Regions from separate parts of the Homo sapiens genome. Here regions 1 and 2 are each linked to region 3. Evidence: chromatin contacts called from ENCODE Hi-C or POLR2A ChIA-PET data. All regions are on one chromosome and are shown on one strand. The core of a region is the stretch at or near the end of the contact, and the rest is flanking DNA. Distances in the headings are between cores, read along the strand shown. Region 1 holds the start of LINC02977 (long intergenic non-protein coding RNA 2977). Region 2 has its middle 11 kb from the start of SHOC1. Region 3 overlaps UGCG (UDP-glucose ceramide glucosyltransferase).

What was found. Hi-C counts contacts between places; a loop is a spot of excess contacts on that map. ChIA-PET counts read pairs that join two places held with the same protein, here RNA polymerase II (POLR2A). Pooled maps may share reads with other maps.
Region 1: a loop to region 3 is called in a map of CD8-positive, alpha-beta T cell, with 9 times the contacts of the local background. The contact joins the promoter of LINC02977 here to the enhancer-like site in region 3. A Hi-C loop is called at or near these places in 11 of 168 maps with a recorded cell type or tissue (B cell, CD4-positive, alpha-beta T cell, CD4-positive, alpha-beta memory T cell and 5 more), 32 of 37 single-sample maps with no recorded cell type and 18 of 50 pooled maps. POLR2A ChIA-PET finds 5 or more read pairs at or near these places in 13 of 52 experiments (AG04449, AG04450, CD4-positive, alpha-beta T cell and 10 more).
Region 2: a loop to region 3 is called in a pooled map, with 2.4 times the contacts of the local background. The contact joins two enhancer-like sites. A Hi-C loop is called at or near these places in 7 of 50 pooled maps. POLR2A ChIA-PET finds 5 or more read pairs at or near these places in 3 of 52 experiments (AG04450, PC-9 and endothelial cell of umbilical vein).

What each region holds. Positions count from the first base shown.
Region 1 is chr9:112,038,634-112,041,851 of GRCh38, forward strand. LINC02977 (long intergenic non-protein coding RNA 2977) reads right to left here and starts at 1,791. Exons shown (of 3, transcript NR_186812.1): 1 at 1-1,791. It overlaps SUSD1 (sushi domain containing 1), which reads right to left. Exons shown (of 17, transcript NM_022486.5): 17 at 2,150-2,859. The coding sequence ends at 2,859. RefSeq lists enhancers at 2,399-3,038, 2,434-3,218, 3,039-3,218.
Region 2 is chr9:111,804,281-111,807,522 of GRCh38, forward strand. No RefSeq gene overlaps it. Among named protein-coding and RNA genes, the nearest start is that of SHOC1, 11 kb to the left of the region's middle. Within about 2 kb of position 1,596, at least 5 of the 41 ENCODE cell types and tissues checked have a DNase peak (open chromatin) inside an H3K27ac peak, as active enhancers do; they include endothelial cell of umbilical vein, where a contact is called at or near this core.
Region 3 is chr9:111,925,216-111,928,482 of GRCh38, forward strand. UGCG (UDP-glucose ceramide glucosyltransferase) reads left to right here. Exons shown (of 9, transcript NM_003358.3): 5 at 1,169-1,281. Among named protein-coding and RNA genes, the nearest start is that of MIR4668, 5.3 kb to the right of the region's middle. RefSeq lists a silencer at 1,423-1,582. Within about 2 kb of position 1,481, at least 17 of the 41 ENCODE cell types and tissues checked have a DNase peak (open chromatin) inside an H3K27ac peak, as active enhancers do; they include B cell, CD8-positive, alpha-beta T cell, GM12878 and 1 more, where a contact is called at or near this core.

The sequences.
Region 1 (3,218 bases), core at 541-3,040, 110 kb after region 3:
CAACCTCAGACTCCTGGGCTCAAGCGATCCTCCTGCCTCAGCCTCCTGAGTAGCTGGGACTACAAGTGCACGCCACCATGCCCGGCTAATTTTTAAAACTTTTTTTGCAGACATGGGGTCTCGCTATGTTGCCAGGGCTGGTCTTGAAGACCTCCCAAAGTTTAGTAATCTTATATGAACTGCTTTTACTTTTCTGCATTGTACCCAGAAGGTGATGTTTTACTTAATATTTAGTCAGTTATTTTAACCAGAAACTTTTAATACTAAGCAAGGGGGATTTCTTCCTTTCTATCACAATTATACTACATTCCATGTGGACAACTGTATCTCTGGCAGTTAATTCTAGAGGTGGAAATTAGGGAAGGGGGTAGTATGGAAGCATACAGCATTTACAAAACTGGCAAAAAATAAAATAAGTCAAGGGGAGGCTCAGATTCTTTCTTTGGACAAAGGTGGGCTTTGAGGAAAGATCCTCACTCATCAGAGGCCGAGCCCTACACTAACCACAGTAATTTGTATTGATACCCAATTTAGTTCAGGAGCTATAAAAATGTATGTTTGCGGCCAGGCGTGGTGGTTCATGCCTGTAATACCAGCACTTTGGGAGGCCAAGGCGGGTGGATCACGAGGTCATGAGATCGAGACCATCCTGGCTAACACGGTGAAACCCCATCTCTACTAAAAATACAAAAAATTAGCTGGGCACGGTGGCGGATACCTGTAGTCCCAGCTACTCCAGAGGCTGAGGCAGGAGAATGGCGTGAACCCGGGAGGCGGAGCTTGCAGTGAGTCGAGATAGCGCCACTACACTCCCGCCTGGGAGAAAGAGTGAGACTCCGTCTCAAAAAAAAAAAAAAGTATGTTTGCATTATTGCACATAAAAATTAAAAATTGAGAGCTATTTGTATTCATCTATTGAGAGAAACGGTCTCTGGGGGTTAGGATGGGGACCTGTCCCCATTATAGACCCGTTCTGGTCTATAATTTACCTAAGACGAGAGCAGAAAGGGTTTTAAATGCTGATCCTAAGTTGTCGTCGGAGGGCAGTACCCCAGAGGACAGGGGAATCATTCCTAACACTGGCAGGGGCCAGAGGCTGACAGCTGGCATTGAACACCTGAATGTCAGGATATTACTCGCCTCTCTCTAATTCTTCCCAATAGAGCGGATACACTCTGGACTCCCTGGGGTGGAGCAGCTACATGGGCAGTTTGTACTTGTTCCTCTTGTCTCTTCATCTGCCCATAAGCCCAAGGCACTCAGAGTCTTCCCTCACTGACACCCAGCAAGCCGGTGAACACACCGGCCCACTGCATTGGGAAGCCCTTTCCTTTTGCTAAGGACTGCATTCGTCTATGCTGCATCTTGAGGCTGTGCAGTATCACCTCCCCTCCTCCATGGTTTTTCTTCTCTAGGCCTAGCAGGCAAGGGAGAAGGAGAGATGCCAGAAGCCTCTGTCTTTCCTTCCCCATTCGTTTCTTACTGAGTCTTGGAGTTAAATTGTTAGTTAGTGCCGGGCGTGTGGCTCACACCTGTAATCTCAGCACTTTGGGAGGCAAAGGTGGGCGAATCAACTGAGATCAGGAGTTTGAAACCACCCTGGCCAACATGGTGAAACTCCATCTCTACTAAACATACAAAAATTACCTGGGCGTGGTGGGGGGGCCCTGTGGTCCCAGCTACATGGGAGGCTGAGGCAGGAGAATCACTTGAACCCGGGAGGCAGAGGTTGCAGTGAGCTGAGATCACGCCACTTCCCTCCAGCCTGGGCAACAGAGTGGGAGTCCATCTCAAAAAAAAAAAAAAAAAAAAGAGGAAAGAATGCCAATTCATGATTTAAAAGTAAAATCAAATAGACTCCAGCTGTCAACTTAGCATATTCACAGTAGGTCCAGCACCGCTTATATCTAATGTTTCATAGTTCATAATGGAGTAACATTCATAGTTACTGAAGTTTAGATAAAAGAAGTGTCACCCTCTATGGCAACCCCTCCCCTGAAACACACATGGACTCTAGTCTAGCCATGGGCTCAATACTGTTTTAAGCATTGCTACTACACTACCACCAAATCTCAGTTTCTAACAGGGGGCAAAGAGCATTTTTAGAAGACGCTTAGTAACAGAAAAATTAACCAAGGGAAGAACAATCTTAATTACGGGATATTTTTACTGGAATGTAGACATTACTTTTGAATATATAGGACAATAGAAATTGCATCAAAGCAATGCTGCCTAACAGACACAGCAGGAAACTTATTGGCATGGCCAGGCTAGTATATTTTCTCATTAGTATATCAACTAATTATAGGAAAAGTACTGTTTCTAAAGTGCTTGAAACATTTGCCTACGTCACTGTTCTCTTTTTCAATGACCTCCTTCATAAAGTCAAACTCTAGCCCAAACTTAAGCCCATCTCACTGCATATTGTAAAGAATGGATTCTGAATGAATTAACAGAAATGCTTTTATATAGGAGGTTGCAGAGATTCTCTTGCAGTCAATGTCTAGAGGAGCTGACCCTCAGGCATCACTCAGAGGAAGTCCCAGCCAAGATTCACAGATCTGTATGTAGCCTTCGGTCAATATCACAGTGTACATCAGGAGTCTCAAGTTCATTGCACAGAACTGGTCCTGTAGCAGGGAAGACTCAGAATTCCTGAGTTTTCTCCTTATGGTGACTCCTCAGGGATAGCCACCATCTTAAATCCAGGAATGGGGCCCAGCTGGGAATGGAGAAAGTTGCAGGCCCACATGCTCCCTGGACGGAAGTCACACGGAGCCTCTGTGCGGGCACCTGAGAAGCTGCCAGAACACCTGCCCAGCAGCAGTGCATCCTCCCCACTCAGTGTCCATCTGCCATCTAGACATGGAGGAGGAAAAGAAAAGAGACAAATATGAACACACTTTGGTTTTCCCACTGTGCATCTCTATGCACAGCTCACACGCACACCCATGGGAGGAGGCGAGGGGGAGCAGCATGGAAGCTCAGCCACCCCTCTGTGTGTGGCCAGGGCAGCCATCACTGGTCCTGCTCTTTTCCTGGGAAGGCATCCCCCATGCTACCTGGAGGTACAGGGTTAGTCATGCCTTTCACCGCTGAGTGTGCTCTGCTGAGCCAAGGACAACCTCCACCCACACTCCCTTTGACTCCCCTCATCCCCAGCTGTTCTTCGTGACTCTGACCCATCCTCCCCTCCATTCCAGTCATTTCTCAAAAAT
Region 2 (3,242 bases), core at 346-2,845, 120 kb before region 3:
TTATACTGACAAAAATGCATTCTGTATCACAGAATACAAACAGATAAAAAGGCAGAGTACTATTTCCCTTAGATGCAATATCTCATCCCCACTCACCTCCTCCAGAATTTAGTTCGTAGGTGTTTTCCTGTCATGTACATCTTCATTTCCTCTCCTATAATGGATTTTCTGTGTCTAAAACGTGGTTCATTATATTCTATCCTAAAATATTTTCTAACACTCTTATTTTGAACCTTCTACTTTTAAATTTTTCTGTATTCCCTATGACTCCACTACCTCTTTCCTAGACTACTGTAATTTTCTCCTAGCTGTTCTCCCAGCCTCTAATCTAGTGTACATAGTGCTGTAGAATAAAATTATATTCACTACTCTAATTAAAGTCCTTCAGTAGTTAACCAATAATAACTTTGATATGTCAAGCATCTCCTATTTTCAAGGTACTAAGCTTGGTACTTAGGTTAGTATTAGTCTCTCTATTATATGAAAGAGGAAACTGAGGTTTAAAGAGGTCAAGTGGCTTGCTCAAAACTGCATAGCTAGGAAGTGAGGGGCCAACCCAAGTCTAATGCCAAAGTTTGCACATTTCATACAACTCTATTTCCTAAGGAATGAATTCTAAACTCCTTAGCGTGGTCTTCAGGACTCTTTGTGATTTGGTTCCAAGCTTTTTCTGGCTACTGCTGACCTTCGTCCACCCCACACTATTGTTAAATTACTGTTGTTTTCCCTATACTATCTTTGCTTTCATTTCTCCTGTTTGCCCCTTCTCATATTGTATTGTCTTAGTCCATTTTCTATTGCTTATAACCAAATACCTGAAAATGAGTTATTTATAAGAAAAGGAACTTATTTTTTAGTTATGGAGGTTGAGCAGTCCAAATCAAGGGGTCGCATTTGGTGAGAGTCTTCTTGCTGGTGGGAACTCTGCAAAGTCCCCAGGTGGTACAGGTTATCACATGGCCAGGGGGATTAGCATGGTAGATCAGGTCTCTCTTCTTCTTAAGAAGCTACCAATCCCACTCCCATGATAACCTATTAATTCATGAATGGGTTAATCCATTCATGAAGGCAGAGCCCGCATGATCCAATCACCTCCTACAGGCCCCTTCTCTCAATACTGCCACACTGGGGATTAAATTTCAACATCAGTTTTGGAATGAACAAATATTCAAACCATAGCATATACCCTCTATCTACATTATCTTTCTCACACATCCCCATAGGTCCAAGCACTTACCCATCTTTCAAAGCCCAATTCAAGCTTCCCAGCTAAATTCCCTGATCTTCTCTGATCGGTTCTTTTGTTTTTACTGGTAGAGCTTTTCTCACTTTCAAATTTTGTTATCATTAATTGTATGTATGCTCTTTTGTCCTTCTTCTACTCAGGCCTCCTTTAGAGCAGGGAATTTGTTATGTGATGTAACATTTTTGTGTAGCATTTTACAAACACTCTTTCACGTGTGTTAAGAACGTGGCAAAGAGTCGGAGCTCAGTAAATGTTTATTTGGTTCTAATCTTCATAGCAACTCTCCAAGGTATTATTATGCTTTACTAATAGTAAGGAAACTAAAGCTCAGAGATGTTAAGTGACCTGCCCAAGGGCATAAATGTTCCAGGATGACACAAGCTCCAACTGGAAAGTTCTGTCTCCAGTTGAAAGTTATTTCTACTACCTTACCTATGGCATCAGAGTTTTGTTTCCCCATGTATATCCTATCTCGATACCGTGGTAAATGTATGAGTAAATGTCTGTTAAGATTCTTTCATGAGAATCATGAGAGATTTATTGGTCACCAAAAAGAAAAGTATTTGAGGATATGACTCATTCTCACACGTAGTATTTATTATTCACTTACACAGAAGGAAAACAACCCTCCCATTCTGATAAAATATCTTAGGCAACATTATGTTGAGGTCTGTATTCTCCACGTAAGAACACCAGTGTTTACACACCTTTAACAAACAAGCTCTTATATTTCATTTAAAATCAGTAGCTAGTAAGAAACTTGAGGAAATAATTTTTTCATCTTTTTTCATTTTTACGTAGCCAAATTATCATTCTCTTTCTTATAGTTTCTGCCTTTAGGGCCATATTTAGAAACTTTTCCAGCAGTGGTGTGAGTTGCCAGCAACTCAATCACTTTGCAAGTGTACAGCTGCCTCCCTGTCTCTGCTAATAGAATCTTCAGCTATACAGACAACTCTATGATGAGCAGAGGGCCTCTAATAATCTCTAGTCCTAGTTGTATTGTATAAAATCCTTGTCCTTGGAGAGGGCTGAGCATTCTGTAGGTCCATGCCAATGGGAAGAACCTCTTACCAAAGACTTACAATAATGTGGATATCAAGGAAGCATAAAAAGCCAACGGTAGAGTGAAGAGCCAATGTGGATAAGTTTGAGGGGTTTAAAATGTCATCAAATCCAAAAGGCAGGCTAGAAATAGATTTCCAAACACTGGATATGCAGACCTAGTGATCACCAAAGTGTGATTACTTAAAACTATGCCCTTGCCAGGTGCAGTGGCTTATGCCTATAATCCCAGCACTTTGGGAGGCCGAAGTGGGTGGATCACTTGAGTCCAGGAGTTCGAGACCAGCCTGGGCAACATGGTGGAATCCTGTCTCTACAAAAAATACAAAAATTAGCTGGGCATGGTGGCGCATGCCTGTAGTCCCAGCTACTCAGGAGGCTGAGATGGGAGGATCGCCTGAGCACAGGAGGCAGAGATTGCAATGAGTCAATGTCGTACCACTGCACTCCAGCCTAGGTAACAGAGCAAGATCCTGTCTCAAAAATAAAATAAAATTATACCCTCAAATTCTTTGACATTCCTCTGATTTAGGGGTAGATCTGTCCCTTCCTCTTGCATCTAGGTAGGCTTAGTAATGCATCAACCAACAGAGTATGGTGGGAAATGAGGCTGTGGATATTCAAGGCTGGGTCAATGCAGTTTCTGATTCATTCACTCACTCTTAAAGCCTTGAGCCATACAAGAAGCCTGACTAGCCTGAAACTAACAAGCTGTAAGAAGCCAAGTTATATGGGGCTCTGGTTCTTAGCCCTCATCTTCAAGTCATTCCAGCCAAAGTGTCAGACGTGAGCAAAACAATTTTCAGATTATTCCAGTTTGGTCATTTTGCTCCTTGTAGGGAGGTTCCTCAGTGACTAACACAAATGTCTCTGGATTGGTTCCTTCCCTTTCATATCATTCTGGTCCAGAGGTTGGCAAACTATGGCCTGT
Region 3 (3,267 bases), core at 231-2,730:
TGCGTAATACACCGTCTCACAAAGGGACAGAAATTAATAGGTGCATATTTTACTAAAACACATACACTTATCGGACTATACACATGACTTTTTACTTAAATGATTTTAGCAAGAAGCCTTTCATATACTGAAATTATAACTTGCATTTTCGAACACTCATAATAGTTTCAGTGTTCTATAATATTTTCTTATATTCTAATTGCCTTAAGCTTCTCAACCCCAATACTGTTCACATTTTAGGCTTTGTTGTGGGAGCTGTCTTGTAGGATGTTTAGCAGCATGCCTGGTCTCTACCATGAGATGCCAGTAGTACCCCCTTCTCAGTAGTAAAAGCAAAAATATCTTCAGATGTTGCCGGATGTCCCCTGTGGGGCAGAATTGCCCCCAGTTGAGAAGCACTGACCTAGAATGAGTATTTAAGGTCCAAATACAACTTTTCTTTATACGGTAGATTTAGTTCTTAAAGACTTGGAGGAAATGAAAAATAAGGTCATGTAAAAATGATATGAGATGTTTGCTAAAGATTGGGCAATAATTTAAATTTTTTATTAGCTTAAAATGCAAATTAGAAAATGAACATAAATGTTGCACTCCTATGAGTTAATCAAGACCATTACAGATCTATCAGCTGGTCAGAGATGATGTTCATTCTTCATATTTGCTATCTTAAATTATTTACTATCATATGTTTTTCAGTGTACAGATCTCTGTTCAATATAATCACGTTCCATTCCTGTGTGGAAATCTGATACTCACAGAGAAAATAGTCTCATTTCCTATGGTTGGAGAGTAGAGAAGCCAGCACGAGAACTGAGGTCCTTTAGCCTCTGCTCCTGAGCCTTTTCCACTAGGACAGATTGTCCTTATTCCAAATTAGAAGTTCCAACAGGGGGTAACTTTTTCAAAGTATATTCTGCCTCTGGTACATAGTAGGTATATACTGGGCTAAAAAATGTATAAATTAGCTTTCGAGAATTAGGCCCTTTTGAAATTTTGTATTCTCCTCAGAAAGGTGGTTGAGATTCATTTTATTAGATCCATATGTTTAAAATAATGTATTTTATTAAGAATGTAATAACAATTCACAAAATATATTTTATATTAATGGGCATTCTACTAAAAACAAATTTTCTTTTCTCCCCCTCTCTGCCTTTTTTTTAAATTGTAGTAATTCCAGATACGCTTACTGACATGGTGAATCAAATGACAGAAAAAGTAGGCTTGGTTCACGGGCTGCCTTACGTAGCAGACAGACAGGGCTTTGCTGCCACCTTAGAGCAGGTGAGTATGGTGGTTATAAATCATGTTCATAGTATCAGACCCCTCATTTCCCAGAAGCTTGAGACTATGGGAGCTGGAATTAGGTATCTCAAGTTAACTGTATTAAGTCCATTTGGGAACCTGCTGTGTTCTAGAAGCCCTGAGTTGAGAGCAGCTGTTTTCATTAGTGAGGAAATTCTTGGGACCCTGACTGTACCCTGGCAGTGAACAGCTGTGCGCAGGAAATGCCTGCGGTCTTATTGCCAGCTGAACACAGTCTAACCTCTTGCCTTGTAGTATTCACTTCCTGTTCTAGAGTTCAGTTCTTTATATTGTTCTTTCAAACATTCGATCTGAAAAGAACCGCTGGCCCCCTCCCCCCAGCCTTTTTTTTTTTTTTTTTTTTTTTTTTTTTGCGACAGAGCCTTGCTCTGTTGCCCAGGCTGGAGTGCAGTGGCACGATCTCGGCTCACTGCAACCTCCACTTCCCAGGTTCAAACGATTCTTCTGCCTCAGCCTCCCAAGTAGCTGGGATTTCAGGTGTGCTACCACACCTGGCTAACTTTTGTATTTTTAGTAGAAATGGGGTTTCACCGTGTTGGCCAGGCCGGCCTCAAACTCCTGACCTCAAGTGATCTGCCTGCCTCAGCCTCCCAAAGTGCTGGGATTACGGGCATGAGCCACTGCGCCCAGCCCTCAAAAGAACCTTTTTAAAATACCACAAAGTATTTCAAATATACACAAAAGAAAATGTATTCATACAAGTCCTTATAAAACCTATTTGATGTCCTTTTAAAACATATTTCTAATAATTACCTGAGAAACTTATGTTTTCATTTTATTTTTTCTCCAACTTAGAAATAGTAACATCCATAGGAAACTATAAATAATGGAAAAGTATAAGATGCAAAAAAACAAAAACCAACAACCTAGAACCCTAACAATTACAGGAAGTTTATGGGGTTTTTTTGTTTTTTTTGTTTTGTTTTTTTTTTAGATGGAGTCTCGCTCTGTCGCCCAGGCTGGAGTGCAGTGGCGCGATCTCGGCTCACTGCAAGCTCCGCCTCCCGGGTTCACGCCATTCTCCTGCCTCAGCCTCCTGAGTAGCTGGGACTACAGGTGCCCGCCACCATGCCTGGCTAATTTTTTGTATTTTTGATAGAGACAGGTTTTCACCGTGTTAGCCAGGATGGTCTCGATCTCCTGACCTCGTGATCCACCCTCCTCTGCCTCCCAAAGTGCTGGGATTACAGGCGTGAGCCACCACGCCCGGCAGGAAGTTTCTGGTTTTAAAAATAAACATTGTATCATTTGGACACTTTGGAGTCTTTATTTCCCCCACCACCCCCTTCTGGGCCCTTTAGAAAACATTGTTGAGATAGTATTCTAAAAATAATCTGTATCTTATTTTTGTGACTTTGTAAGCTTTTCCCATATCATTAATAGCTTTTCATAAAAGTAATTTTTATTGGCTGTATCATAGGCCATCGTATGTGTGTCCTATGCTTGAGTTAATCATTCCTGTACTGTTAAACATTTGGGAGGAAAAATTTGTTGTAATGTTATAAGGACAGATATGTGATTTCAGTCTTTAAATATGTCAACTTGCTCTTAAGCATATCTGCATTTATATTCTTTTGAATTGCAGTCTTATGATTGCCACATATCTGAAGGGGTAAAGGTACATTGTGGGAACTTGCATCTGGCCTTTGGCAGTTTGAACCATGAGCTCTTTCTTAATATTGGCTGTAAATATATTTGTCCTACTGCAAGAAATTGTTAGTCTTAAATACCAGAATTTTTGTTTAGAAAAAGAAACTGAGTAGCCACTTTAAAATAAAATACAATGTGTTCTAGTATACCAAATTGTATTTTTGTCTTAGAAATATCCAAATTGATACAGATGTCAATAACATCTCTGTGATGTGTATGTCAATAAACATCTCCCAGAATACACCCATTGCCTTAGTGTAGGTTTAATCTCTGGAAGTCACTCTGCCATACTTA